Regions from separate parts of the Mus musculus genome. Here all the other regions are linked to region 4. A link is a loop called in an ENCODE intact Hi-C map of the cell type or tissue named here. Cell type or tissue: gastrocnemius. All regions are shown on one strand.

The links. Peaks named below come from ENCODE experiments on the same cell type or tissue, not always from the same donor. Only the 100,000 strongest peaks of a DNase experiment are listed, where the experiment ranks them.
Region 1: it touches region 4 in a loop (2.9-fold over the local background); 5 of 42 quality-filtered maps call a loop at or near these places.
Region 2: it touches region 4 in a loop (3-fold over the local background); 21 of 42 quality-filtered maps call a loop at or near these places.
Region 3: it touches region 4 in a loop (11-fold over the local background); 30 of 42 quality-filtered maps call a loop at or near these places.

What each region holds. Positions count from the first base shown.
Region 1 is chr1:192,710,883-192,713,382 of GRCm38, reverse strand. All of the region lies in intron 7 of Hhat (hedgehog acyltransferase), which reads left to right. Among named protein-coding and RNA genes, the nearest start is that of Gm22265, 33 kb to the left of the region's middle. In gastrocnemius, a CTCF peak has its summit at 1,227 (motif pointing right); a DNase peak (open chromatin) is centred at 1,231.
Region 2 is chr1:191,973,735-191,976,234 of GRCm38, reverse strand. It overlaps a transcript of Rd3 not described here. Among named protein-coding and RNA genes, the nearest start is that of Rd3, 2.4 kb to the left of the region's middle. In gastrocnemius, no CTCF peak of the experiment used is centred here; a DNase peak (open chromatin) is centred at 967.
Region 3 is chr1:192,091,673-192,094,172 of GRCm38, reverse strand. It overlaps Traf5 (TNF receptor-associated factor 5), which reads left to right and starts at 1,574. Exons shown (of 14, transcript NM_011633.2): 1 at 1,574-1,917. In gastrocnemius, a CTCF peak has its summit at 1,069 (motif pointing right); DNase peaks (open chromatin) are centred at 1,073 and 1,549; H3K4me3 peaks cover 1,480 bases; H3K27ac peaks cover 1,415 bases.
Region 4 is chr1:191,833,872-191,836,371 of GRCm38, reverse strand. No RefSeq gene overlaps it. Among named protein-coding and RNA genes, the nearest start is that of Nek2, 14 kb to the right of the region's middle. In gastrocnemius, a CTCF peak has its summit at 1,393 (motif pointing left); a DNase peak (open chromatin) is centred at 1,362; H3K4me3 peaks cover 212 bases; H3K27ac peaks cover 197 bases.

The sequences.
Region 1 (2,500 bases), 880 kb before region 4:
TTCCTTGCTTTCTCTGCCCCACACCACACAGATAAGCTGCAAATGGGAGGAACTTCCTTGGTCTTCTTCACCACAGCAGCCCAGCACCTCCAACAGGAGTGAGCCGGTTGACTCTACAGGTGCTTGTTAAGTGTGAGCAGTGCACTTGGTCAGGCACACACCCCTGTTGTTATAAGCAGCTTTTCCAGGACTGGGGATGGCCCAGCTGCTGATAGTGTAAGCACCAGGCCCTGAACTCGGATCTCCATCATATATAAAAAGCCCCATGAGGTTCCCTGTACCTTCACCCTGGCACTGTGGGGAGAAGCATGCAGAGTCCCGAGGATTGCTGGGGCTTGTTAGCCAGTCACTCTAACAAAAGATGTGGTGAGCTCCCGGTTCAGTGAGAGACCCTGTCTCAGGGGTACACTGGATGTCCTCCTCTGACCTTTAGGTATGCACGTGTTAGCTTGTGTGCCCCTACATGTGCACGGGTACACGCCACACACACACACACACACACACACACACACACACACACACACACATACACACACACACACACCATGTGTTTACAAGCATGTTTGGGGTCTGAACATGTGACTTTTAGTTATAACCTTGTGATTGCAAATTGTTATCTTGGAAGAACCACTGATTTATAACTAAACACATTGGTGTTTAGTTATAAATGAACAAGACATAGGTTTGATTCCTGGCACTCACAGGGTGGCTCATAATCATCTGTAACTCCAGTTCCAGGAGGCCAATGTCCTCTTCTGGCTTCCACAGGTACCAGGCACACATGTGGAATACATACATACACACAGCCAACCACCATACACAGAAAAATAAATAAGATAAAATAAAAATTAAGGAAGTACCAGTTGGTGCCTCCAAAGACGGCCATGTCTGCAATCTCTATGGACCTGCACAGCCCTGTATGTCAGTACACGGACCACCAGAGCAGTGCTAGGCTCCTGGCTGGAGGGCAGCATCAATGTGCGCCAATTCCTGGACACGCAGCCCCATTCAGGTAGCACAGCTGCATCTGGAAGGTGATATAACATTTATCTCAGCCCTTTCCTGGTAGAGAGAGGAAGAGAGAAGGAAAGGGGAGGAGGTATAGAGAGAGGAAGAGGGAGAGAGAGGAAGAGGGAGAGAGGGAAGAGGGAGAGAGAAAAGGGACAGGAAGGGACAGAGGGGGCACGAGTATCTGAATTAGAGGTTCAGGGAGCACATACCAGAAATGGCCAGGAGGTGGCAGTAGAAGCTCACTAGTCTTTAGATGAAAAATTCTAGCAATCAAGATAAAATTTTATTAGCTTAATATTTGGCCTCTCCTTAGAAGTCGACAAAGTATATTGATGTGGTGGTGGTGGTGGTGTGTGTATAAGTGTATGTATATGGGTGTTATGTATGAGTATATGCATGCATGTGTGAGTGTACATGTGTGTATGAGTATATATGCATGCATATATATGTGTATATGCCTGTACGTGTGTGTGTATGCATATGATGTGGACATGTATGTGTGTGTGTGTGTGTGTGTGACAGAGAGAGGGAGAGGGAGAGAGAGGGGGTAGGAGGGGAGAGAAGGAGAGAGAGAGAGAGAGAGAGAGAGAGAGAGGAGAATATCCATTCTCATCCCAGCTTTCAAGTTGTACCCAAATGTCCTCATGTTGGGATTTTAGACTCCTTTTCACGAAATTCCCCAGTAAAATCAACAATTCTCTAGTGAAAATCTGTATTTCAATTTTCTCAAGTTTATAGATTTCAAGCAGGACACGCTTTTACGTAGAGATTGCAGACGTGGCAGTCACTGGTGTTAGCAGTGAGAGCTTCCCAGTCCCTTTATTTCTAATTGGGGACCCTGACATTTGTCCACAGTACTCCAATAGTATCTCCAGAAGACATGCCTGTTTTCTTCTGAACTCCACTCTTTTAGGAAGGCACAGAATGGCCAACTGGAACCATTCGGTTTGGCATAGCCTGAGATCAAGGGGAGCAAAGGAGGCAGCGTCTGGCTTTTCTTGAGAAGAGCTCCAAAAACCCGTTTCTTGAGGTTGTTATTGAACAGTGTCTCATAGTGAATGCATGATAGATCCAGGCATTCAAGACAGGAGGGGGCATTGTGAGAAAGGAGCTTTGGCAGAGTGTTTAAGGGTGGACAAGAGGGAGTCCAGTTCTTAGTGACAGAGGAAGCAAAATGCCTGGGGTGTACTGGCACCTCTTTCAAGGCCTTACCTGTGCACTGGTGTGGGTGGAGCGGAGACACACCTGTCTCCTATGGGCGAACTGTCCAGGGTTTGGTGGCTCAGGGTTGTGCTATCTGTGTGCCCATCAGAGTGGAATGCCTCAAAGACATCCACTTGCTCTTGCTAACTCTGTGACATCTTGAGAAGGGAGACACTTGATAGTTGTTTTGAAAAAAAAAAAAAAAAAACGAGGACACAAATGTTCGGCAGACAGCACAGGCCCCTTTCCTCTTCCGTCCTTTTGAAATGTTGAACACTTAAAGGCT
Region 2 (2,500 bases), 140 kb before region 4:
GAGCTGAGAGTTCTACATCTTCATCTGAAGGCTGCTAGCAGAAGCTGACTTCCAGGCAGCTAGGATGAGGGTCTTAAAGCACACACCTACAGTGACACACCTACTCCAATAGGGCCATACTTCCTAATAGTGCCAGTACCTGTGTCAAGCTCATTCAACCATCCCATGGCCAGCTGATAGCACCCTTCCCGTGGGTTAGCTGAGTGTCACCTTGGGTCAGGAGCACGGCTGGGACTGTTCTTTCTGGGAACCTTTCACAGACTGGAGAGCAGCAGGAACTCTCACCACAGAAACACTGAGTGTGCGCCCACCCAGCTCCTTCTGAACCCCCTTAACTGGAGCTCTATGTGTAAACTCTGGGGCCTGGTCGAAGATGAAGGCAGAGAAAGCAGGCCACCTCCTATACCGGCCAGGGCTTCCAGCTTGGTGGGCAGGCACCTGCAGAGATCCAGGGATACCTTGAAGAGGAGGTCCACCTAGGGGCCCCGCCTTCTCTCAACACTTCATATTCTCTTGTCCCCAGGCTGCAGTGCTGAGAATCTGCAAGCACAGAGCTGCAAGGGTCTTTTATCCCCATACCTGCTGGAGTCCCGGCATCAGACGGGACTGGGAACTTCCTCACACAGCACAGCGAGCAAGTTCAAAGTCAGGACGATACCCTCTGTTCTAAACCACTCATGCCCACTGCACCTCTGTGGCCTCAGCAAATCCTCCAAACCTCTGGGCACAATCATGACAGTCAGTTCCAGAGAGAGAACAGACATATCCCCTGTTCTCTGAGGGAGGGGGAGCAGGCTGTGCCCCCCCATCCCCTGTTCTGTAATGGAGGGAAGCTGCAGGCTGTGCCCCTGTCTGCAGTGTGGAATACTGTGTTACATTCCGAGTCCCAATGGCTCCTGGCCCGTGCATGGCAAGGCACCAGCACTGACCCATGGAAAGTCTGCTATAAGCTGTCATGGCACTTGCCTCGGATTGCCTAAGCTGGCCCTGGATGGAGGCCACCTGGGAACTCTAGAGGAGCTTCCTACCCATCCTTTTTACCTGTTAGAACATGCACGAGGGAAGCGGTATTTCCCCAGACCTCAAAATACTAGAAGATCTTGCTGGGCCGAATGAGAATGAAGCCAGGACCCTGAGGGAGGGGTTGAACTTGTGTCCTGGGGCTGAAGGTAGAATGTGTGTGAGGGTAGAGACTGTGTGAGGGTAGAGAGTGTGATGTCACTGTGTGCTGAGTCTAGGACCTGGCCCTCTGTAAAATCGGCTGGAAGCAGATGTAGCAGCAGAGGCCCCAGAGCTGGTTTTGTTTTAACCCAGTGCACTTGGCTGTCTCCCAGGAGGTAAACCACCGTGCCACCCCTCATCTCACCCACGGCACGCTCCATGGCACGCAGAAGAAAGAGGAGCAGGCTGAGCAACCACAGGAAAAGCAGAGGGGCTGAGTTTGGTGCTAGGCTCCAGTGGGGCTGGAAATAGAATTCACAAAATGAAGTTTGGAGCTGTAATATGATGCAAATCAGAAGCAATCTGTCCAGCAATGGAGGGGCTGCTTCAAAATCTCAGATGTAGCAACATCCCCAACTCTGCAGCCAAAAGGTAATTACAGCAAAGCACGCCTCTAGCTTTGCCTTGGAGAAAGCAATGGCATCCTGTGGTGGACTGCCTGGCAGCCCAGGAGTGGGACTCAAGTCAGGTCTAGCGGGGCTGGGGTGGGAGCCACAACCTGGCCCCTCTGCCTCAGACACCGAGAGACGCTGACACCTAACCTGACCTGTGTTGCACTTTTGCCTGAGGACCAGGAGCTCACTCAGTGTTGTCCCAGGCTAAGGAATGCTTGCACTCTGAAGGAATAGAGCAGCTTACTTCCTTTCGGATGTAGCTGGGTCACAAGCCCTTTGGCAAATCTTTATCTCCAGTAAGTATTTATATTATGATTCATTATAGTAGCAAAATTACAGTAAGTAGCAATGAAAATAATTTTCTGGTTGGGGTCACCACAACATGAGGAGCTGCACTAAAGGGCCACAGCATTCTGAAGGTCGAGAACCACTGACGTAGTTCATGTCAAGCTTGTTCTTTCCTTGGGAAACACCTCTTAGAAAGCACATGGTGACAAATTGTTTGGTCTCTATAAATGGGCCAAAAAAGAAAGTTTGGACAAGAAAAAATGTGTGCAAAACCAAAAAAAAGGACCTTGCCCTCCCTCCCTCCCTTATGATGTCACCAAAGCAGGATTAATAGGGGAAATGCAAACCCCTAATTCTTCCACACAGACCACACATCTTCACAACTCCGCATTTGCATACGATTTACATACATGTGCATATGATTTGCAGAACATTCAGCAATTCTTAAAGTGTGAGGAGTGTGGGTAGATCCACATAGGCCCAGGCTGTCAAGGACAAATTTTTGGAACTCTGTTTCCTGCCTTCTGGTGGCTTTCCTTCGGAGTTCAAGGTCCCATGTTCAATCTCCAGTGTCTTGGAGATATTGCTGAGGTTTC
Region 3 (2,500 bases), 260 kb before region 4:
CTAGGCTACAAGAGACTGACTCTGGGATCAACACCACAAGCTGGGAACATATCCTTCACTTCTGACTACTCTGATATTAACACTAAGAGCACTGGCTACTCTTCCAGAGGACTTGAGTTCAACTCCCAACATTTATGTGAAGCTTAATAACTGTCTGTGACTCCAGGTCTCTCTTCTGGTCTCCACAAACACCAGGAATACACGTGGTACACAGACATGCAAGCAAGCAAAATAAAAAATAATTAAAAAAATTTAAATGTACGAGACCACACTTCTCCAATCCCACCAAAAAAGTCCTATCTATTCTCATTTAGACTTCTGTCTGTGAGTCCGGTGGCCACCATTTGGAACACAATAAGAACTTATCCTATCCCAGTTTTGGACTTCATCATACCAAGACCTTGGGTCTCATATTTAGAACAGATTGCTTCTTTCAGAACCATAGCTACATTAGTCATTTCAGACATGGTCTTTCCAGTCTATATTGCCTGTTTCCTATGGTGTCTAAATCCATAGGGTCCTGTCACCTTGCAGTCATGTGAAAGAAGGTGGAAAGTAAGGTAAATAGATGTATTGTTGGGAGGGTTAGGGAAGGAGAGGACTTAGGCTCAGTCTCTTTCAGTTCTCACAAGAGTAATCTGGTCCAGAGGGCCAAAGCATGCCCACGGGAGGGTTTAATCTCGATAACCAAAGAGTTGCACCTGGGTGTTGGGATCCTGTTGACTATTCCACCAGATCCCACATCCGCTCCCAGCTGTTGCCCAGCTCCAATGCATACCTGTGTCCACTGCAAGGGCCCTAGTACTCTCTTCTCTCCGTGATGAACATTTGATGCTCAAGACAGCTAAGTATTTCCCGCGTTTGTCTGACTTGGAAGAGGTTAGATTTGAGATGCTAGTTCACTTCGTTCATACAGGCTGCAATTACTGTGGACCTGTAGAGCGAATACACTGTAACAACTCTGTGCTAGGATTTGGGAGGCAAGAATTCAAGCTCTAGCCTTGGGTAGGTCCACTCAGTTCTCTCTAGACCGCAGATAGAACGCTCATAGTTCAGGCACCCTCCACCAGGTGGCTCTGAAGACCAGGAGAACTAACTGGGACGCTTTTGACAACAGAACATCAGAGAGACTGTCAACGTTACGCTAACAGCAGAACGAGGACTGGCAGATTTGTACTGGACTGCAGCAAGTTCAGGGAAGAAGTGATTTGAGCCAGATCTCTGATCTTGAGCAAACGTGTCTACTCAAAGAATAAATAGGTTTGGGGGGTCGGAGGGAGGCTGATTGAAGAGCAAAATATATACAATTCAAAGGCGCACAAGATACTAATGTTTCTAGAAAGAGAAGCCTAGGCTTCTAGGGTCTGGGTGATTCCCAGCATCTAGAGGGATACTTCGCCCAGCTCAGGTGAGTTTCTGGCCGCTGTCAGAAGCCTCACGCCCCGCCGCTTGGGCGCCATGACCACGCCCCCATCCTCGGCCCTGCCTCTCGGGAGACATAACCACGCCTCCACCTTCAGCCCTGCCTCTTGGGCACCCTGACCACACCCCCATCGTCAGCCCCGCCCCTCCCGGAGCCCGCCGCTGGAGCTGGCCTAACCCGCTGCTGAGGCGAAGCAGCCTAGTGCCCGCCGCCGTAGGGCGCCAGCGGAGCTCCGCGAGCCCCGCAAGTGGCGAAGTCCGGGTGAGCTAACCGTCCCGGCTCCTCAGAAACCGAAAGCAACTCAGGGTGGTGAGCCGGAGGCGTGTGTGGTAGCGGGCGAACTGAGGCGACGCGGGACACCCGCGCCCGGCCGAGGGCACTTTTGCAAGACTTGTGAGCACAGCCCGTTAACGTGAGCTTAATGCCAGGGTCTCGAGCCTGCGCCGGTGCTATAGCGCGTGCTCGATTGGAAACAGAACCCGACTCTGCAGAAGGTGAGTTCCAGATTTCAGCAGACCCGGGCGCCTAGAGGTGAGCACCCACCGCAGGTTGGACGGAGACAGTCCTCACACCACTGCTTGACCCCCTTGCCACCCAACTGTGAGGTGTTACAGTTCTGAGGACAGTTCTGAGGACTTTTGTTGCGGATCCCTCTGGGCCATTCTGGTTGGCTTCTTTCTTCCTCAGCCTCTCCACTCTGTCTGCTGACTTTCCATATTTGGCTATTTTACTTTCGTGAGAACTCTGTTTATCTCGCTGCGGCAGGCGCGGGGCTCGTCGGAGTCCAGTTGTGGGCTAAGGTCTGTAAAATGAGGAGAGACTCCCTTCTCCCCAATCCTCTCCATGGCCTGTGAAAAAAGGCATCCAGCTTGTTGCAATAAACATCGGGCATAGGTGCTGTGTGAAAACTAGATTAGGGCCAAAGAGGACGGTTCCCTTTTCCAGGAATATACACATTTTTTAAAAGTCTTAGGGAATACTTAAAATGCAAAGAAATTGGTTAAAGCATTTCTGAGAATAGAACTTCCTGGGTGTGTGAGAGATAATTTTAGACAGCAAACGTCTGGGTTAACGAGT
Region 4 (2,500 bases):
GGGCCCTGAGCAGCCTGGGTGTCTCAGGCATCTGGCCCGGGCCTCCATATGGCAGACAACATCGAGGAAAGCTGGAGGAAGAAAAATCATTCTAGACCCATCCTCCCGGGGTCTTGCTTTAAAACCAGCAGCTAAATCTACTCTACCCTACCTAAACCTGCCCAGTCACCTCTTTCAGCGCCAGGTCTAAGGGCCACCTGACTCTATCACACCACTCTGGCCCATCTTGCTAAACTGCCCAGTTGTCTTGGGTTGGGGTTTTTTTTTTTTTTTTTTTTAAACTCTTCTGCTTTTTATTTTATTATTTATTTTTGGTTTTTCGAGACAGGGTTTCTCTGTGCAGCCCTGGCTGTCCTGGAACTCACTCTGTAGACCAGGCTGGCCTAGAACTCAGAAATCCGCCTGCCTCTGCCTCCCGAGTGCTGGGATTAAAGGCGTGCGCCACCACGCCCGGCGGTTTGGGGGTTTATTGTTACCGATTTTTAAAGGTTTATTTTGTTTTTTGTTTTTCTGAGGTAGGGTCTCGTGTAGCCCAGGCTGGCTTCACACTGTGTAGCCCAGGCTGGCCTCACACTGGCTACGGAGCTGCGGATAACCTTATATCCTAATTATCTTGCCTCAGCCGCTACAGCACTGGAACCACAAGCAACGGGCAATGCTCAGGGTGGGCGTTCACCTTAACCCACGCTAAGCTCTGGGAGAAGTCACACTGTGGTAGCCTGCTACCAACCAGGCTGAATGTGATCAGAAAGGCAGGGGTTGTGGAGCGTTGGAATGTTGCAGGTCCAGAGCAAAATGATCTTGGGCCATTTTAACCCAGTAGACAGCCACATGTTGCCCACTTCTGTGTGGTACCTATTGGTGTGAACATCTAGCTCTATTTTCTTCTAGCCCCAACTCTGAGACTCTCAGAGGGCATCTGAGGGCTATAACAGGGGCTCCCTGCCATGGTCCATGCACCTGACTTTGTTACTATAAAAACTCCATGAAATTGTCAGCTCGCTGGAACATGGTATTTGGGGTAACCTGAATCTGTGTGCCTGGGCCACAGTCACTCATTTTTGGCTCCAGAATAAACATCTCTTGACCCTTTGAATTGAAAGCTTCAACACCCACTGTGGGAAAGAGGTCGCTGCTATGCTGGGAGGCAGAGGAGCAGGCAGGGCGCTTCCTTCCTGGGAGCCTGATCCTTCACCAAGCCAAGGTGACTTGGGAGTCCGTCACCAGCTGTGCCACTCACCTGCGACCTGTGTGCCTCGGTTTTTCTGACACCTCTTCGCAGGGGTGTTAAGACAGAAAGTAACTGAGCTGGTGGTGCTCAGCGGGGCCATGGCCTCCCGGCTGCTGGACTCGCGGCGCCTTGGCGCCACCGTGAGGTCACTTTCTACCATTGCTAAGGCGCTGGTGAACCTGCTGAAAGCCTAATGAGAAGAATCGCCTCTCAGAGCAGCCCCTTCCTTCAAAGAGCTTCCTCTCTGGTCCAGCATATGGTCCCGATGGACTGGAACTGGCTTGCGTCGACGCCTCAGTGGCAGGACGCAAAAGTCGGCTGTGTGCCTCCACGCTTTCAAGGATCTTCTTCTCCCTGCCCTGCAAGCCCCCTTCCTCCTGCCCTACCCCACAGGGTCCCCCTACCTGCTGTTCTTCCTAACCTGAACCCCAATGTCCCCTTTTCCAAAAAGGGTTCACACACAACTATTTCCTAGATCTTTTAACCAGCTTTATTTTGCTCCCCATTGCCTGACCCCACAGATCTAATGCCGGAGACTTCGGGCTCTCCAGGGTAATGGGTTAATGTCAGGTTTTAACATGGTAGGCCCTCAATGACTGTCCATTGACAGTAAATGAATTAAGGTTAGTCTGAGATAGATATAGCCACGTCTAGCTGGCTCCAGACTTCAAAATGAAGTTTTATGGGTGACTGAGACTGCAGACTGCTGTCGTGGAAGGTATTACACCTTCGGTTATAGTTTCTAACTTCTTATAAGGACACTCAGCAGGGGCCTGGGAACAGGTGTTAGGCATCTCAGAACAGGGCTAGTCACAATCCATGTGACAGCAGACCTAAGAAAGCAGGGTGGTAGGCTAGACCTGAGTCCTGACATTGCACTGCACAGGGCTGGGGAAGGGAGAGTAAGTCACAGGTCCTCCTCCAGCTGTCCACGCACACGCGCACACGCACGCACGCACGCACGCACGCACACGTGCACACATTGTTGAAGGCTGAGTGCAGTCTCTCCTGCCTTGCTTGAGGCACTCTCCAGGAATGAACCAGAGTGAGTGAGCTGTGCAGTCCAACCACACAGGATCAAGCCCAAAGCATTTCCACTTAAAACTGACATTGCCCAGAATGAAGACAAATGATAAAACTCATGCTAACAGTTCCCCAATGTTTCTAAGGACATTTAACAGCAAGTAACACGAATCAGGGAGGCTGTAGAGAAAACACTTCCCTCCTCTTCTTGAACCAGAGTCCTGGCCCTTTAATTAACCCCAGCAC